Regions from separate parts of the Mus musculus genome. Here region 1 is linked to region 2. The links are chromatin loops, found by intact Hi-C in ENCODE. Cell type or tissue: left cerebral cortex. All regions are shown on one strand. Links, peaks and the distances in the headings refer to the core of each region. The heading gives the core; the rest is flanking DNA. Region 1 has its middle 19 kb from the start of Gm46685. Region 2 overlaps Shroom4 (shroom family member 4).

Region 1 (8,572 bases), core at 2,238-7,237, 270 kb before region 2:
CATTCTGACTGGTGTGAGGTGGAATCTCAGGGTTGTTTTGATTTGCTGGATTCCATAGGTGATTAGGGCCAGTGAGCATTTAATTTCACACATGAAGTCTTATTAGAAACCTTGCATTTTTAAATCACAGATCAAGAAATCACACAGAGAGAAACAGACATACACAGAGCGAGACAGACAGTCAGACAGAGATGCATCCAAGTAGAAGGAACATAGAGAAGCATGGAAGTTGAGGTTAGTGGTATAAATGGAGAGGACCCAACCCACAGTGAATGAAGATGACCCAACACAGTGAATGAAGAGTAAATGAAGAGGACCCAACCCAAGAAAGACAGTCCACCTTTTCTGTGCAGCCCAGAGATGATTCTATGGAATCATCTCTGCAGAGCTATAGCACAAACCCTATTCTTTTGCTATTGCTAAATTAGCCTCATAGCCACAGGAATCTCTTTCTTAAATCACTAAATTCATTTTGACCTCCTTGAGACAACTGCTGTGTTGCATGAAGGATGCAAATTGATGGAAAACTCAGTTACTGTTTCCTTACACTCCTGTATCCACGCTACCTGCATATTTCTGTATTAAATTATCCGACTCAGAGAATCCAACTCTGTAAATTCACTGAGCATTTGTCTCAGCATTGGTAAGAAAGCAAATAAAAAATAAAGAATATTGGGTCTGGAGAGATGGCTCAGTGGTTAACAGCACTGACTGTTCTTCCAGAGGTCCTGAGTTCAACTTCCAGCAACCACATGGTGGCTCACAACCACCTGTAATGGGATCTGATGCCTTCTTCTGGCATGTCTGAAAACAGCTACAGTGTACTCAAATACATAAAATAAATAAATAAATCTGTAAATAAAAATAAAAATAAAGAAGTCTGGCCCTAGGCCATGGGATCACAGAATAGTGGAGACAAGTGCCTTCTTTTTCTTCCATCTACAACACAACACTCCAGATCTCCCAGCCCACACCCACTCAGTCTCAAGCACACGTTTTCTTGGAATATCCAATAGAATACATGAATTCAAAGCTAGGTGGTGGTGCCACACGTCTTTAATCCCAGAACTTGGGAGGCAGAGACAAATGGATCTTTATGAGCCAGTCCAATCTACAGAACTAGCTTCAGGATAGATAGACCTACAGAGAAACCCTGTCTCAAAAAAACAAAACAAAACAGAAAAACATCCCCCCTCAAAATAAACCAAAAATAACCAACCAGACAAACAATAAAACCAAAAAGATTAGTTAAGCATTTTCTGTGGATATATGGAAGGAACCTGAAGGCCAGTTGATTGAGGCACAGATGGCTTTATTGCCTTTCCAGTCGCTCTTTATTCCATGCCCCAGGCTAAGACGATGAAGGTATCTGGAGCCCCTTCTGAAAGCAGAGGGCAAACTAAGCCCGAGAGAATATTGGAGTTCAAAGGCCTGGGGATGCTCAAAGAAAAAAATAGGTGACAGCTCTCACCTCTAGCATATGGTGATGTCTGAAATCTATGAAGGGCAGTTACTTAGACACACAAACGTGATGTACACATAAAAGCTCATCTCATAATTCTGCCATGCTCAATTCTGGAGTTCGCCGGGCCCACGGAGAAAGTGTGATACTGAGGCAAGATTACTGCCTGGAGGTGCAGCTCTCTTCTTCAAAAAAGAGAACTAAGATTTCTGCTGAATCCTTATTGGGGGATTTTAGGAAATCAGCATTAGTGGGAAAGATGTGGTGATGTCATCGGGGCAGGTAGCTCGTGCTTCAGGACTATGTGATGAGCAAAGAAGATCAGCTGAGGTCCCTCTATTCAGCACAGAAACGAAGTAGCAACACAGGCTTCTTTATGTCTGCCTTTGCCCCCACTATTAGACATTAGAAAGGATCCCAACCTAAGTCTGTATATGTCTTGGAGGTGTGGCTGGCTCAGTTGTACCCTGTGTACCTGACATGCATGAGACCCTGGGCTCCATTCTCATCATCACGTGGAAAAGTTGCTCTATTTTGGATGTTGATGGTCTCTGTGTTCATACTTCTCTGACGTTATCCAGATCATTCTTTTCCTAATGTTCCTTATTGCTGGGTCTTTCAGCCTTGTCTGAAAATGTCAAACTCAAGGCCATGCTTCAATGTACTGAGTACAAGAGGAATGATAAATAGCAATCAGAGTGACTCAGCACACTGAAGACATGGCATTGCAAATGCTTTCAGGTTATGTTACTGAGCTAAAGCTGACATTTGTTTCCACGCATTTCGTAGCCTCCATGGTTTGAAGAAGAAAACATATCACAGCAAACAACTTTATATGGTTACCATAAGATGTTTACTGTACAAGTTTGCTCTATACATGCATCCTTGTGTAAAGTGTATATAATATCTATGTGTATGTCAGGATATAGCACCCAGGGCCTTTTGGATGCTGCTTTCGCTCTTCTCTACTAGCTTTTCTATCTAATTCAAAACTTTTGCTTTTAATCAAATGATATAATTAAATGTGTATTAGTAATTTATAATATATGATACAAACCATCGGCACAGTTCAGTTATAAGGTACAGAGTGGCATAAGCAGCACTTGGTTTAAATGGCAGACATTTTGTAACGCACAGACCTTTCGTGTGTCCTCTCCCAGACACAGCGTGTGTGTATACATGTGCAATCGTTTTCTACCCCTCTATGCCCTGGCTTTGTCCCCTCTTAAATGCTGTCACATGAGGTCATACTCTATTGCCGCTGACATGCTACTTTTGCTCACACTTGTGAAAGTCATTTATCTTGGTGCGAACAGCAGTAATTTCTTCAGTTTGATTGCTGCAAAACTTCCATCTCATGAATGTTTCAGAACAACCACATTCTAATGGCAGGTAATATAGTCCTTGTCACAGTATGAGGCACACTGACATTCTGAAGAAAACAATGCGTGAGGGTGAATTTACATTTTGATTTTTCCTATATGCATTTAACTGTATACATTTTGACAAAAAGAGTTGAGAGCCTCAGAGTAATTATTATTTCCTCCCCACATCATTCAATTCATTTGTGTCATTTGAGGTTGCACAGGAAGTAATGTGTGTGGCACTTCACCACAGTGCTGAGCAATGTGACGACCAATATAGCTACAGAGCAACTCCAGGCTGGTTAGCACATAATATGAGGACACTGGACAAGGAGATGACTCACTTCCTGGATATGATGAGCCATAATGAAAACTCATCTTGCTAACCTAGAATGGCACTCGATTTAACATTGTATTTTTTCTAGAACCTTCCTTCCAAGTAATATTTTTCAGTTGACTGCAGGTTACTGAAACCATTGAAAGGAAAACTGCTAATAGAAAAGCTATTATAGAACCACTATGCCAAATGCTGTATTACATAATTATTTTGATGGATATATTGAATCTTAAAAAATAATTTAGAGAGAACTGACATTTTATAGTACTGTTGCCCAACTAATGTACAAAGGATATTTCTCTGTTTTTGAACATCAAATTGGTATCCGTGTTTGTTTGCCAGAGGCTATACGTGTAAGAACAAGGTGTTCCTGGATTCAGTTTCTTCACTAGGCTCTGAGGAAAAATCGTCTTATGCCTCTGGGCTAAATTTTGGCCACAGTTTGTTTGTGTCTAAATTTTCCCAAGCTGGCCTGAGGCCTTGCCATACTTCCAGATTTACCTAATTCCAACTTGCACCTATATCTTAAGTTGATTTTTTTTTTTTTACATTAGTACCCGAATTATGAGTAGCAAATTTTGTTTTAGCTTGCTTGGTCTGCTGTAACAAAGCTCTATCACTGAGTAGGAAAAAGACATGAGTTGTTTATCTTGAAGTCCAGGAGGCTAGAAATATGAAATCTTAGCAGGCTTGGTTCCTTCTGGGTTGTGGATGGGAACTGGTTTTGCTTCTTGCTCCTTGTTTCCTACATAGATGGCTATTTCTCCCTGTGATCTTTCCTTCAAGTTTGTCTGTCTCTGTGTTCTAATTCTTCATCTTCAAAAACTCTAGGGTCAATTCTAATTAGATCCCCTGAAGTTCTTAGAGCTGAAATGTTTCTATTTCCAAAAAGGCTCATTCTGAGGAACGCCATAAACAGAAGCACCATTCAACCTACAACAGCAGAGCCTCTGAACAGGTTTACCACCCTTTGCATTATACTTATTTTGTGATTTTGCATCAATCATCAATTTATTGTCTCCCAGCTCTGACTGCATACTCTATGAAAACACTAAATTAAGCATCTTTTTTTCATGGACAATATTAAACTGCCCCAGTAGAGGGCAGTGGAGGGATACAGAAAGAAGGTGAGACTGTCTTCCCTTTCTAGCAGTAACAGTGATTCCTTGATGAAGATTTGCAGCTATTTGATGTCCCCACAGCCACTGGTCCAGAACAGAGGATCCTTCATGGCAACATTGTAATGTCTGTATGAAAGTAATTAGCAGCCCTCTCAACAGACAAACAAGAGAACAGCAGCCTGTTAACTTTGAGCCCTCCTAAGAGCTGCTTTTTCAATTGTCCCCACTGGGATCAGCTGCACCCTGGCTCATACAGCTTCTCTGCCAATTATGCCTTGTACCGTAAGGGATCTAATCTCCCACAGTGGATTTCCTTCCTTCTATCCACCAGCACTAAGGGATAATTTAGCACTTTCTTTCAGCTCATTATTACTCAGGATCATAGCTTAATTTTATGAGTGAAAGGCATACTGATGAATCTGCTATGTATGCCTGACTAGACCCACCCCTATTTTTGATACTTTGGTGAGAATACATTATTCATTTTTCATTACTTTTAAAAACTATAAATAGGTTTGCAAGTTACATATGTATGTAAATATATATATATGTATTCATATATACTCAGTTATATAAATGTGTGTATTTGTATGTATACACACATTCATTCATATATATTATCCAGTTGCCATGTTTTGTTTTTATTCCCAGTGCTAGGATTTGAACCCAGGACCTTGTACATAGTAAGCAACGCTACCACTAAGCTACATCCCCAACTGAGAAAACATACTTTAAGAACTTAAATGTAGAATTTTTGTTATAGCAAAGTCATTAACAACAGTATGAGTAATAACAAATTTGTTTCTCTTCTGCAACCTTATACTTCCATTAATCTTCTCATCCACTGAATTAAGATGTACAAAAGAATTGTTAAAGGGAATTCCTCAGTTTCAAAAGGAAAGCTTTTACTAGTTTACTATTTTGTATGGTATTGTGGATTTCTGTTTGCTGGTTTGCTGGTGATGTTGAAATTAGATCCCAGTGCTTAGAGCATGCAGGCAAAGCTCTGCCACCAAACTGCATCTTAGCCTTCTTATGGTTTTTTAGCAATTTGTGGAGAATATAGAGTTCCTTTCACTTCTTAGGGATATGAAAAGCTTAAGATTTAAAGGTAGCTTGAGATTTGTCACTTTTTATTATTTATTATTGCTTGAGATGATCTCCATGTTATATTTGGCTAACATAGTCGGTTTTGATATGATTTTATTAATGATCAGCCTTTGGCCATGACATATCCCTTTATCTGCATGATAATGAGTTTTTGAGCTAATAATTCTCCCCAGAGCTGTGTCTCTAGTTGCATATGTAGCAGAGGATGGCCTAGTCGGCCATCAATGGGAGGAGAGGCCCTTGCTCTTGCGAGGATCATATGCCCCAGTACAGGGGAATACCAGGGCCAGGAAGCAGGAGTGGGTGGGTTGGGGAGCAGGGCGGGGGGAGGGCATAGGGGGCTTTGGGAATAGCATTTGAAATGTAAGTGAAGAAAATATCTAATAAAAATATTAATTAAAAAAATAAAAATAATAATTCTCATCATTATTTTTCATTTATTTCCCTGAGTTTGGCTAACCTGGTCTCCTGTCTTCATTTGTCTGGAATATGCATGTTGTCATTTCTGTCTATATGCTACAAATGTAAATCGAGTCTTCTTTCCTGTATCACTTGGTTTTCTTTAAGATTTGATGAGCTCATTGAGATTTGGTGGTCATTTTACTTTTGGACTCCTTGGGGGAAATAATTTTTATTGTTCATTTATTCTGATTGCTATTAGTCAGTTCATAGTTCTATATTTTCTTGAGTCACCTAAGCTGTATTTCTAAAATCTCTGCCATTCCACTGAAATTTTGAAATAATTGGATAAATGTTGTACATGGTCTTTTTATTACAGTGAAAGACTGCACTTATAAAATCTAAATGAAATATGAACACGCATATGAACATGAACATGCATAGTCTTCAGTCATCTTTCAAAAGATTTAGCTGTCTTTTAAAATCCAGGCTCAATCAGGCTGGTGATACAAAGGAGAAGCCCTATGTTTTGGAACTAACTGTAAAAGGCAGTTTCCCCTGGCCTGCAGGGGCACAGACACCACAAATTGGGTCTTTGACATGTTGTGCGCCTGATCTTGCTCTTTGTCAAGTGTATATTCCTTTGCTTTGACAGTTAATTTTTATAAAAATATAGACCAGGCATTGTCACAAAATAGTTCTTGTATATAGTGTTGAATATAGGGACCAACTCAGGAGGAATAAATGGAATTTAAATCTGCAGACTTCCAATCAAGTGACATGGAATATTACTTATTCACCCCATTCTTTTGCTCTTATTTAATTGAATTACTTTCTACTCAAAGACAACTTATATATCTTATTGATTTTGCCAATAAATATGTATTTTGAGATGGTGCTGACTTTATTTTCACTGAAGTATAATTTCAAATCCATACATTTTTCTCTTCTGTAAACAATGTGTGTAAATAGCACTGTTGTGCCCAGATTTCAAAAACCCCAAAGAGACCAACCACCAGGAACCATAACTTGGATGCAAGCACATAAGATTCTTTATTTAAGCTCAAGCTTGGGTCACAAACCTTCCCTGCACAACAGGTTAGGAGAGTGACACTTGGCTCTAGGGGTTTAGGGTTTATATTAGGAAAAGTTTGCAAGCTGGGGCTCTCAAGGCTTGGCATTACATGATTGGGTAATGGGTAAAGGAATGTTAACCTTCAAACTGCTAGCATTTGTTCAGATCACAAGGGAAGAACTCACATCTAAAAAGAGGGATCTTGACCTGGGAAAGACTTATGCTTTCTTAGCCCACTCTGCTGTTACCAGTTAGCTACAGCTACTGTGTCTATTTTGCTACTGTCAGGGACATTTCGTGATTTTTCTCAGACCTTAAGGGTAGAAGTCATATCACTCCAGTGACAGCAGCTTAAAATAGAGTTTAGAAGACAAGATGGAATCCGTCCTGCTGCTTTCTGCCTCTTCAGTACTACCCCACAATCAAGAAAGAACAGGTTTTCCAACCCCCAAACCCCTTTATAAGAAAAACATCCCTGTAGAGACAGATACCTATCGCCAGCTGCGTGGCAAGTATCCCTGCCCTTCTCTTGCTCTCCACATCCTGCTCCAAATTTCCCTTTCCCCTCTTTTGCCTTAGCTCTAAAACACTTCAGAAGACAACCATCTAGCCAATCTCCCACGTCACTACCTACTTGTCCTTCTAGCTTCTGTGTGGTCTGTATCTTTGGTTCATGCCTCAATCCAAACATGTCTCGGATCTTTTTGTATAGCAGTTTCCTCAAATATTGGAACATTCCATCCTGCAGTGGAGTTAAAACCAGAAGATAAATAACCCCAAATAATAAGAGGAAGTTCCTGAAACTGGCCAGATTCACTAGGCCTCTCCCTCCCTCCCTCCCTCCCTCCCAAAAGTATAACAAAAAGACTGATGTGAGTGGCTTTCAGACAACCTACCAGCAAAGAAGACTCTGAAACCAGACCAACTGCCCAGAAGAAGCTAGATCAGCCAAGCTGTCAGGAAGATGTTTAGACCAACCGAGTCACTTGGAAAGGACAGTCTCCAAGTCTTTGAGCTGCCTGTAGGCTGGAAGTGTTCTCGGGTATCCACCCCCCACTTTTGTGAGAAGTCTGGTGGACTGTGATTTGTGAAAGCAGCTGTATGTTTTAGACATTTTTGCTCCTGTAAGGAACCCCTCACCCATATTCATGTAAGTAACCCCAATAAATTCATAGCTAAGCCAGGTTGGACTTTGGTACTATTCCTACTTTGGTCTGATACAGGATTCCTATCTGGAGTATAAAGACACATGTGGTGTCTCCCAGGAAAAGTCTTGCCACATAACAGCTATTTCCCCCTTCACATCTTCATTCACTGATACTACCACAGTTTAACCCCATTGCTTTAGCTATTGGTATTATGTTTTCCATTGTGTATTCTCTGCATTTTCCAATGGCCTTAGCCTGTGTGCTCATTTCCATAAACCTCCATTTCATCCTGCAATATCACTGGAAACCCTTATCCAAAATGTAGGACATATTTTTGCTCTACTGCAGTATCATCACTGACTACTCAACTACTGTCCAAAGGATGAAAGCAAGTGTTTCACTACAGTCTGTTAGGAGAATCTGTGATCCAGTCCTAGCACTGGATTCCTAATTTACCAAGACAGCATTAATGCCCCAGAACTTGAGATCTTCCTGGGGTCCTTCACTCATGTGAACAACACTGTTCACAGTTCACTATATATTTGTCTATTCTGTG
Region 2 (8,572 bases), core at 2,123-7,122:
TTCTAACTGGTGTGGGCACAGGTTCAGAGGCTGTGATAAAAGACTGAGGGAAAAGGTTAAAAGGAAAGAAGTATAAACATAGCCACGGTAAAAGTCAGCCCCTAGTGATCTCACTTAGAGACTTCTATCCCCTAAGAGTTCTATCATTTAATCATTCTTACTTCCCATATTCCCTAGAACACTTAATGCGGGTGGGCTGGATTTTTATTTAACCAGATCTCTCAGTGGGCATATAAACTTTAGACAATAATTCCCTTCTGGGGCTGGGAGCTGAGAGCTTTTTTAATTTGTGTATCTCTGCCACTTAGTGTGTTTATTGTTCTGTGCATACTAAAGTACATTAAGTGCTTGGGGAATAGGTTAACGATGGATGAGATGTCCCCATTACTCTAGATGGAATTAATACTCTAACAGGTGGAACCCACTTCTGTGCTAAGTAGAACATTATGTACAAAATTCACTAGAAAGCCAGGTCTTCAGGGCCCTGCTTTGCTTTGCCTATCCTAGTGGCTCTTCCTCCTAGTTTTGTTTTTTCCAGAGTTCCCCAGCCTGAAAACGTCTTCTGCCAAGATTACCCTGCTCGAAGGGAATGTTTACATTGTGCTAGATTAGTAAACACATTCCTAGCTTTTGCAGAATGCCCATTGGCAAGTAGTATGCTAGGAATGTGTTGAAGAGATGAAGATAATATACTTTGTACTTACTTCATATGTTTAAAATTAGGGATGCTGATTACAGAATTTTGAGCTGGAAGCCATCATTCAGGTTTTCAGCACCAACCTCCTTGTTATAATAATCAGAAGTCATACTGAGTTAAGAACCTATGGGGGACTTTTGGTATAGCATTGGAAATGTAAATGAGCTAAATACCTAATAAAAAATGGGAAAAAAAATAAAAGGATAAAATGGAAAAAAAAAAAAAAAAAAAAAAGAACCCAGAGCCCTCAAACGGGTGATGAAACAATCAGGCGAGGTGGGTGCTTTTGCTCTCTACAGTATGCATACAAGGAAATTTGATGCCACCAGTGTTAGGTAACCTTCTCAGGATCTCACAGCTAGAAAGTAGTAGAGCCAGAATTCAAACACAAGTTTGTCAGATTTCAAAGCCTGTGTAAAGGTAGGAAAAGATTTGCCGACGTTTGATGGAGCTCTGATTTGTGTGCACAGTTTGCAATGCCATGGGGCTGCTTTAGCTGCCATATGGACTTCCTTTTTTTTTATTAGATATTTTCTTTATATACATTTCAAATTTCAAATGCTATGCCAAAAGTTCCCTATACCCTCCCTGCGTCCTGCTCCCCTACCCACCCACTCCCACTTCTTGGCCCTGGCATTCTCCTGTACTGGGGCACATAAAGTTTGCAATACCAAGGGGCCTCTCTTCCCAGTGATGGCTGACTAGGCCATCTTCTGCTACATACACAGCTAGAGACACAAGCTCTGGAGGTACAGGTTAGTTCATATTGTTGTTCCACCTATAGGGTTGCAGACCCATTCAGCTCCTTGGGTGCTTTCTCTAGCTTCTCCTTTGGGGGCCCTGTGTTCCATCTTATAGATGTCTGTGAGCATCCACTTCTGTAGTTGGCAGGCACTAGCATAGCCTCACACGAGACAACTATACCAGAGTCCCTTCATCAAAATCTTGCTGGCATATGCAATAGTGTCTGGGTTTGGTGGCTGATTATGGGATGGATCCCTGGGTGGAGTAGTCTCTGGATAGTCCATCCTTTCGTCTTCGCTCCAAACTTTGTATCTGTAACTCCTTTCTTTCATGGGTATTTTGTTCCTTATTCTAAGGAGGAACGAAGTGTCCACCCATTGGTCTTCCCTCTTCTTGATTTTCTTGTGTTTTGCAAATTGTATCTTGGGTATTCTAAGTTCCTGGGCTAATATCCACTTATCAGTGAGTACATATCTAGTGATTTCTTTTGTGATTGGGTTACCTCACTAAGGATGATATCCTCCAGATACATCCATTTGTCCAAGAATTTCATAAATTCATTGTTTTAAATAGCTGAGTAGTACTCCATTGTGTAAATGTACCACATTTTCTGTATCCATTCCTCTGTGTTGAGGGACATCTGGGTTCTTTCCAGCTTCTGGCTATTATAAATAAGGCTGCTATGAACATAGTGGAGCATGTGTTCTTATTGTCAGTTGGAATTTCTTCTGGGTATATGCCCAGGAGAGGTATTGCTGGATCTTCTGATTTTATTATGTCCAATTTTCTGAGGAACCGTCTGAGTGGTTGTACAAGTGATTTTCAGAGTGGTTGTACCAGCTTGCAATCCCACCAGCAATGGAGGAGTGTTCCTCTTTCTCTACATCCTCACCAGCATCTGCTGTCACCTGAATTTTTGATGTTAGCCATTCTGACTGGTGTGCGGTAGAATCTCAGGGCTGTTTTGATTTGCATTTGCCTGATGATTAAGGATGTTGAACATTTTTTCAGGTACTTCTCAGCCATTTGGTATTCCTCAGTTGAGAATTCTTTGTTTAGCTCTGTATCCCATTTTGTAATGGGGTTAAGGACTTCCTTCTAAGCATCCCTTTCTTTTTCAGAAGTACTGTCTTCCCAGGTTCATTCTTTAGGGAGGAATTGCCTTAATTCTGTCTCGTCTCCTTCCTCAAGAGCCTTCAGGAACCTGTGATCAGCTCCTCATCTCTTCTTTCTAAATGAAAGTATTCCCCATTCCTACTTGTGGCTACAAGGTTGGGAGAAGTTAGGATGTAAAATTATGGAGCAGAAGTCAGCTCACCACCTGCTTCCTGTTTTTTTCTCTGCAACACAGATTGAAGATGGAGGCAAGGCAGCCTTGTCTCAGAAGATGCGGACTGGTGATGAGCTGGTGAATATCAATGGCACTCCATTGTATGGCTCCCGCCAAGAGGCCCTCATCCTTATCAAAGGCTCCTTCAGGATCCTCAAGCTGATTGTCAGGAGGTAAGGCACAGGCATAGAGGCCATTGAAAAGTACTCTATCATTATCATCAAGAAAACAGGTATTTCATCTGTGCAGAATAGTGCAGACAACTAAAGAAGAATGGACAAAGGGCCTTTGGTTCATATTTTGACACTGCTGTACACTCATTGCATGCATTCATGTAAATGCTTCTTCAGAACTCATTTGTTCTTCTGAGGACTCAGTGACTCAACACATGCAAGGCACTTCCACTCTGGGCTCCTGGAGCTCAGGCTTCCCTTCTCAGTGGTCGTTTTCCTGTCTTTATCTTATATACATACCAAAGCTTCTACATCATTGTTATTATTAAAAAGTGATTATTAGAGTATATCTATGATGATATAAATTATTTATAATCTATTATTAGAGGAAAATGTAAATTACCTTCCATGAGCTTTCTTTCTCCCTCTGGCTACTACTGTTTTCCTCCTTTTGTTTTTAGTGAGTCACAAAAAGCAGAGTCTATCCTTCCTGCATATACATTTTTTTCCTTCTCTTAACTTTAGGATCCCTGTGGTCTGAATTTGGCACCTGTAATTCAAGTGTAATGGCTATCAAAGGCACAAAATGTTGCCTCATTGTCAGAGCCAGTATATTATTTTCAGTCCTTATCATATATGACATCAAAAGGACATTTGATAGTTGGTCCACATTATGAAACTCTTTTATGAAACCCTGACTTTTATCATAGTCTATTTATGTCATTGACTCCTACTTTTGTGGTTCCTATTTTAACTGGACCCCTTCATTACTAAACCATTCCTTTGACCATCCTTTAAACATTGTCTTTTTGGCCATTCTACCTTTTCTAACTTCATCATAATATAGAAATGATTATATGGAAATTTTTACCAGCTCCTCCTCTTTCAATTTGTATTTATATGGGGATGATTCTGTGTCTTCTGTCCCAGACCAGATAACCAATTTCATCTTGGACATTTACACTGAAATGCACATATAGCATTCCAAGTACAGTATGCTGCTTCAAACCTAACATATCACTATATTGTCCACAAAAGCTTCCTATCTTGCTAACACCCCAGCAACAAACCCAGAAGGAGAGCTAGCATCAATTCTTTTATTGATCACATATAATAATCAATTTATCCAGTCTTTTTCTAAAAGAGAAAAGGTAACAGTATTGGATACACCGGAAGGATTATATAGCATCCCATTGGTTTACTGCATGATCTTCTGCTACTTAACATTAAGCCATGCCTTTCCAGATATAGGCATCATGGTAAATAGTGCTGTATACTGCATAATAGCTACAACTCTCACTGATTCCATCTTGTATGAATGGTTCCTTTTTTTTCTATTCTAGGGATGGAATCCAAGGCCTTAAGTATGCTTGCTAGTCAAGTCTTTTCCACTATAGATAGGTTGGTTATAATTTATATTTTAAGACTTCATACAAGGACCACTTGATAAGGGTTCTTCCTTAGTATGTGATAGACTCATGGATGTTACTCCTTTGTTCTATCACATGGAAATTAGGGTTCCTTGCATAGTGTTATTATTGTGAAGATTAAATGATATAACTTATACAAAATGCCTTTTACATAGTGGATTTTCCCTCCCAAGTCCTAACCAGATCTGAATGTGCTTAGCTTCTGAGATCAAGGTGGTTTGGCCGTAGACACATAATGCTCTATCAGGGAATTTCAGTTCTCTTCTCTGAGGTACTGAAGTAGAGCATAATTGGGGTAGGCAAACACTGTTAGTGGGGATGTATCAGAACTGCAATGTACACTATACCCTAGTCTATAGAATTTGATTTGCTGGGTAAACAATTAGGGGCAGCCAATATCTGAGCAGAAAACATGGCGCTTGGTGAGATGCTGGTTGTAGACAGGCAAATGCACTAGTGGAGTGTGAATACCATCAGAGACGTTTGAGTTTACTCCCACAGATGAATGTGAAGATGCAGGGTTTTAACTGCTCACCTTGTCTTCATTCTCTCTACTGGCACTAGCTGCCACTACAGAGCCTCACTTAGGAGTGGCTATAGTTATAAACTTGGAGATAGCAGGGGCCTTTGGTTTTCATGATATGAAAGGCACGATGGCTTGCAGTACCTACCTTCCTTTCTACCTTTTCAGCACCTCCACTTCAGCCCTTTCTGCTTGAGGCATTCAATGCATAATTTATGAAGTGGTGCTGCCCTCTTGTGGAAAACTTAACTTTCCCTTCTGACCTGCTGTGGGCAGGGTGTAGGAAGCTATAGTTACTAATTTTTTAGTCACAGTTTCCCCTCCAGTTTATAAAAGAGGTCTCTGTTCTTCATAAATTAGGGCATAACAGAAGTGCGATGTGCTTATACTTTATAAGTGTCCATCTTATTGACTTAGACTTGAGTAACACATGGTTTAAGTAAATCACTGACAATGCTGGGCTTCAGGTCTTGCCTTAAGTCCTTTGAAATTCATGACCATTCAAAAAGACTTTAGAAAATGGCTTACTTTGAAAACCCAATCCAACTTGTATCTATCTATCTATCTATCTATCTATCTATCTATCTATCTATCTACCTATCTATCCATATCAGTCAATCAATCATGTGCACATGTATGTAAGTGCAGGGCCTTGTATATGCTAGGCAAGCATCTATCTCTGAGCCTCCTCTTGTCTCACCTTCCTCCAATGTAAGTAATTTCACGCCATGACATGTCTAACGTGCTCTAAACCTCTCTTGTTTTGTCTTAATCCAATCACTCCTGGTTTCTCACCTGTACTATTTTGAGCGCCTACCCACTGGCTTCTCAGCATTCAGTTTCATCTATTTCCAATCACTCCATGCTCTGAAAAGGCATCTTAGCAGGCCACTTCTCTACTTGACAAAAATAAAAAATAAGAACCATAATGCCGTGCTGTTTTCAAAAGATTTATTTTATATGGATAGACTATTTAACCACATTAAAGACATCATAGTCATAAGCCGATTTGAATATTTTGTTATTTAAAAATTTTATGCAATGTATTTTGGTCATACTCATTTTCCTCCCTATCTATTCTCAGATCTAGTATCCCAGTTCTATATCCACCCAACTTTGTACCTTCATGGATTTTTAAAATAATTACCAATCCAATTAATGCTGTGTATATACTCCTGACTGTGTGGTCATCTACTAGACCGTTTTCATCTACCAGGGGACACACTCTTTAAAGAATCTACCTTTTACTCTCCTCGCAGCTATTGAGTACTGCCAGCTCCTCAGCTAGGGCTAGGACTCTGTGACTAAGTGATCAGTTTGAACTAAAAATCATGATATTTAAATATATGAAGTAAACTATGTTAGCACTGTATAAAGAACAATTATGAAAATATCTGTATTGAAGACATTGATATAACTTAAGTTAGAAAACAAAGAATACCAAACTGGAAACACTTGGAAGAATTGAAAAACATGTCATTCATTCTAGTTAATACAATTTATAAATATTTTATAGATAGTTTATTATTTTCCAGTATTTTTGGAACATCTAATCTATGATTATATGCTATGCTGCAGAGAAAATATATGCAAATTTTTAGCAGAAGTAACATTGGGTTTGTTTCTGATAATAATGTACAAAGTTTACAATTTTAAACAAAAATCTTTAAACAAATTTAATACATGAGAACACATTTGCATGCAAATATCAGATCAGAGAAAAATAGCAAACTAATAAAAATAATCAAGGTGGAAGCATGACTTGTCAAACTTCAAGATTAGTATTCAGAAGTGAATTTATAACAGATATTTTATTAAAAATGAAGAATACAATTACATATCTAAGGATCTATTATAATATTGATGCCAAGGGCTTGATTTTGGGAACTTGGGAGATGGATTCAATAGATAAACCTCTATCAAATTTAATCAAGTAAACAAAGATGAATCATGAATAAAATTTAAATAAGTGATAAATAACATCCTAGAAATAGTTTCTGGAATTAACTACAGATTACATTGACTATATTTTAAGAAATCTTGAAATCACAGAGAAATTTAACATATCTACTTCAGTTTTAAATGCCAGAATTATTGAGAAGCTGTATAATAAAAGGACCTGAAACAACAGAAATGTAGAAAATGACACTAATACCCAAACAGAAATTCTCAAAAGTAATTTGGGTTCACATACTTTGAATACCTTCAAAGTTTTTGCAATAGCCTAAACTCTATTACAGTGTTATCAATCTGAAAGTGTTGTAGAATTATTCAGGTTGCTTTTAAAGCTAGCATTATTTTGATACTAGAACCCACTGCACTGCCCCCACACAGGATCCTCTAATTATTGAGTTTTGGTACATAAAGTGCATAAATATGAGTCTATGAAATATAATTTAGAACCATAGGATAATAGTTTAAGTGCCAAAATAGAGTTTTTGGAAAAAGGTAAAATCTTGACTCATACAGACTTAGAAATGAACATATGCTGCACTTTATTTAACTCTAATGAGCAAACTGTAAGGTGTTGGAATCAGTTTAAAGGCAAAGTCAAAGAAAAACAAATTTAATTTAAAGATAACACTAGACCTCAATAACCAGTTAAAAGCTACAGAAAGAAAGACCTCCAACTCAGAACCCTTAAAAAGAAATATGCATGTCATATAAAGGACATATGTGGATGACTTTTCAAAACAAAATTTCCACTGAAAATGTACACTAATAATTTTGATTATCTGAATAGCCCAAAGACATTGCATAAAATGGTAGTTACATAGCTGATGATACAGCTCTGTGGTAGAGCACTTGCCTGCCATATGTGAAGCCCCAGGTTCAGTTTTCCATTCCCAGTACCATAAAGCATAACAAAGAAAAGCTTAGTGGTAGAGTGCCTACTTAAGCACAAGGCCCTTGACTCAGTGCCCAGTAGCAAAAATCAATAAACAAACAAACAAGCAAACAAAATAAGCCTGGAGGGCAAAGGAATGAAAGAAAAATAATGGGTATATTATAGTGATAGGTTTTTGTTGTTGTTGATGATGATTTGGGATTTTTTGTTGTTGTTGTGTTGTTGTTGTTTTTATTTGTTTTGTTTTGTTTTACCACATGTGCCACATTAGCATATTTCCGTAATCCCAGTACTTGTGGTTGTGGGACTTGGGAAGAAGAGACAGGAGAATTAGAAGTTCAGGGATAGCCTTAGATACATAATGAAGTCAAGAACAGCCTAAGCAACATGAGACCCTTTCTCAAAAAACAAACAAACAAAACAAAACAAAACAAAAAAACAAACCACAAACCAAGAAATAATGGAATGAGCAGTATTTTTACATGCATTGGCTTAGTTACGCCCCTATTCTGTTGGGATATTCTTTAATTTTGAAATTCAAATCAGCCTTTATTATTCTGTTTTCCTTGTAAGTGTTATCAGTCAACCTCCAGATTATGTGCCCATTTGTATGATGTGCTTTTGCATCTAGTTCGTGGTCATCTTTTCTATCACAATTCAAGATGCCATACTGAGAAATTCTATCGTTCTTTTAGATGGACAAACATTTTATAGTTTTGGGTATTCGTCTTAAGGAATACTTCCTTCTGTATTAACAACTTACTCTCTTGATTGTGCAATGGACCTTGCCAACCTCTTCCCCAGCCCTCTTGAAACAAACTCTTACC

Evidence for each region. Hi-C counts contacts between places; a loop is a spot of excess contacts. Peaks named below come from ENCODE experiments on the same cell type or tissue, not always from the same donor. Only the 100,000 strongest peaks of a DNase experiment are listed, where the experiment ranks them.
Region 1: it touches region 2 in a loop (5-fold over the local background); 19 of 42 quality-filtered maps call a loop at or near these places.

The regions. Positions count from the first base shown.
Region 1 is chrX:6,249,948-6,258,519 of GRCm38, forward strand. No RefSeq gene overlaps it. Among named protein-coding and RNA genes, the nearest start is that of Gm46685, 19 kb to the left of the region's middle. In left cerebral cortex, for the core only: a CTCF peak has its summit at 4,267 (motif pointing right); DNase peaks (open chromatin) are centred at 3,114 and 4,270.
Region 2 is chrX:6,518,001-6,526,572 of GRCm38, forward strand. It overlaps Shroom4 (shroom family member 4), which reads left to right. Exons shown (of 9, transcript NM_001040459.2): 2 at 2,793-2,944. The region is part of intron 2 of 5430428K19Rik (RIKEN cDNA 5430428K19 gene); the gene reads right to left. Among named protein-coding and RNA genes, the nearest start is that of 5430428K19Rik, 52 kb to the right of the region's middle. In left cerebral cortex, for the core only: a CTCF peak has its summit at 5,138 (motif pointing left); a DNase peak (open chromatin) is centred at 5,127.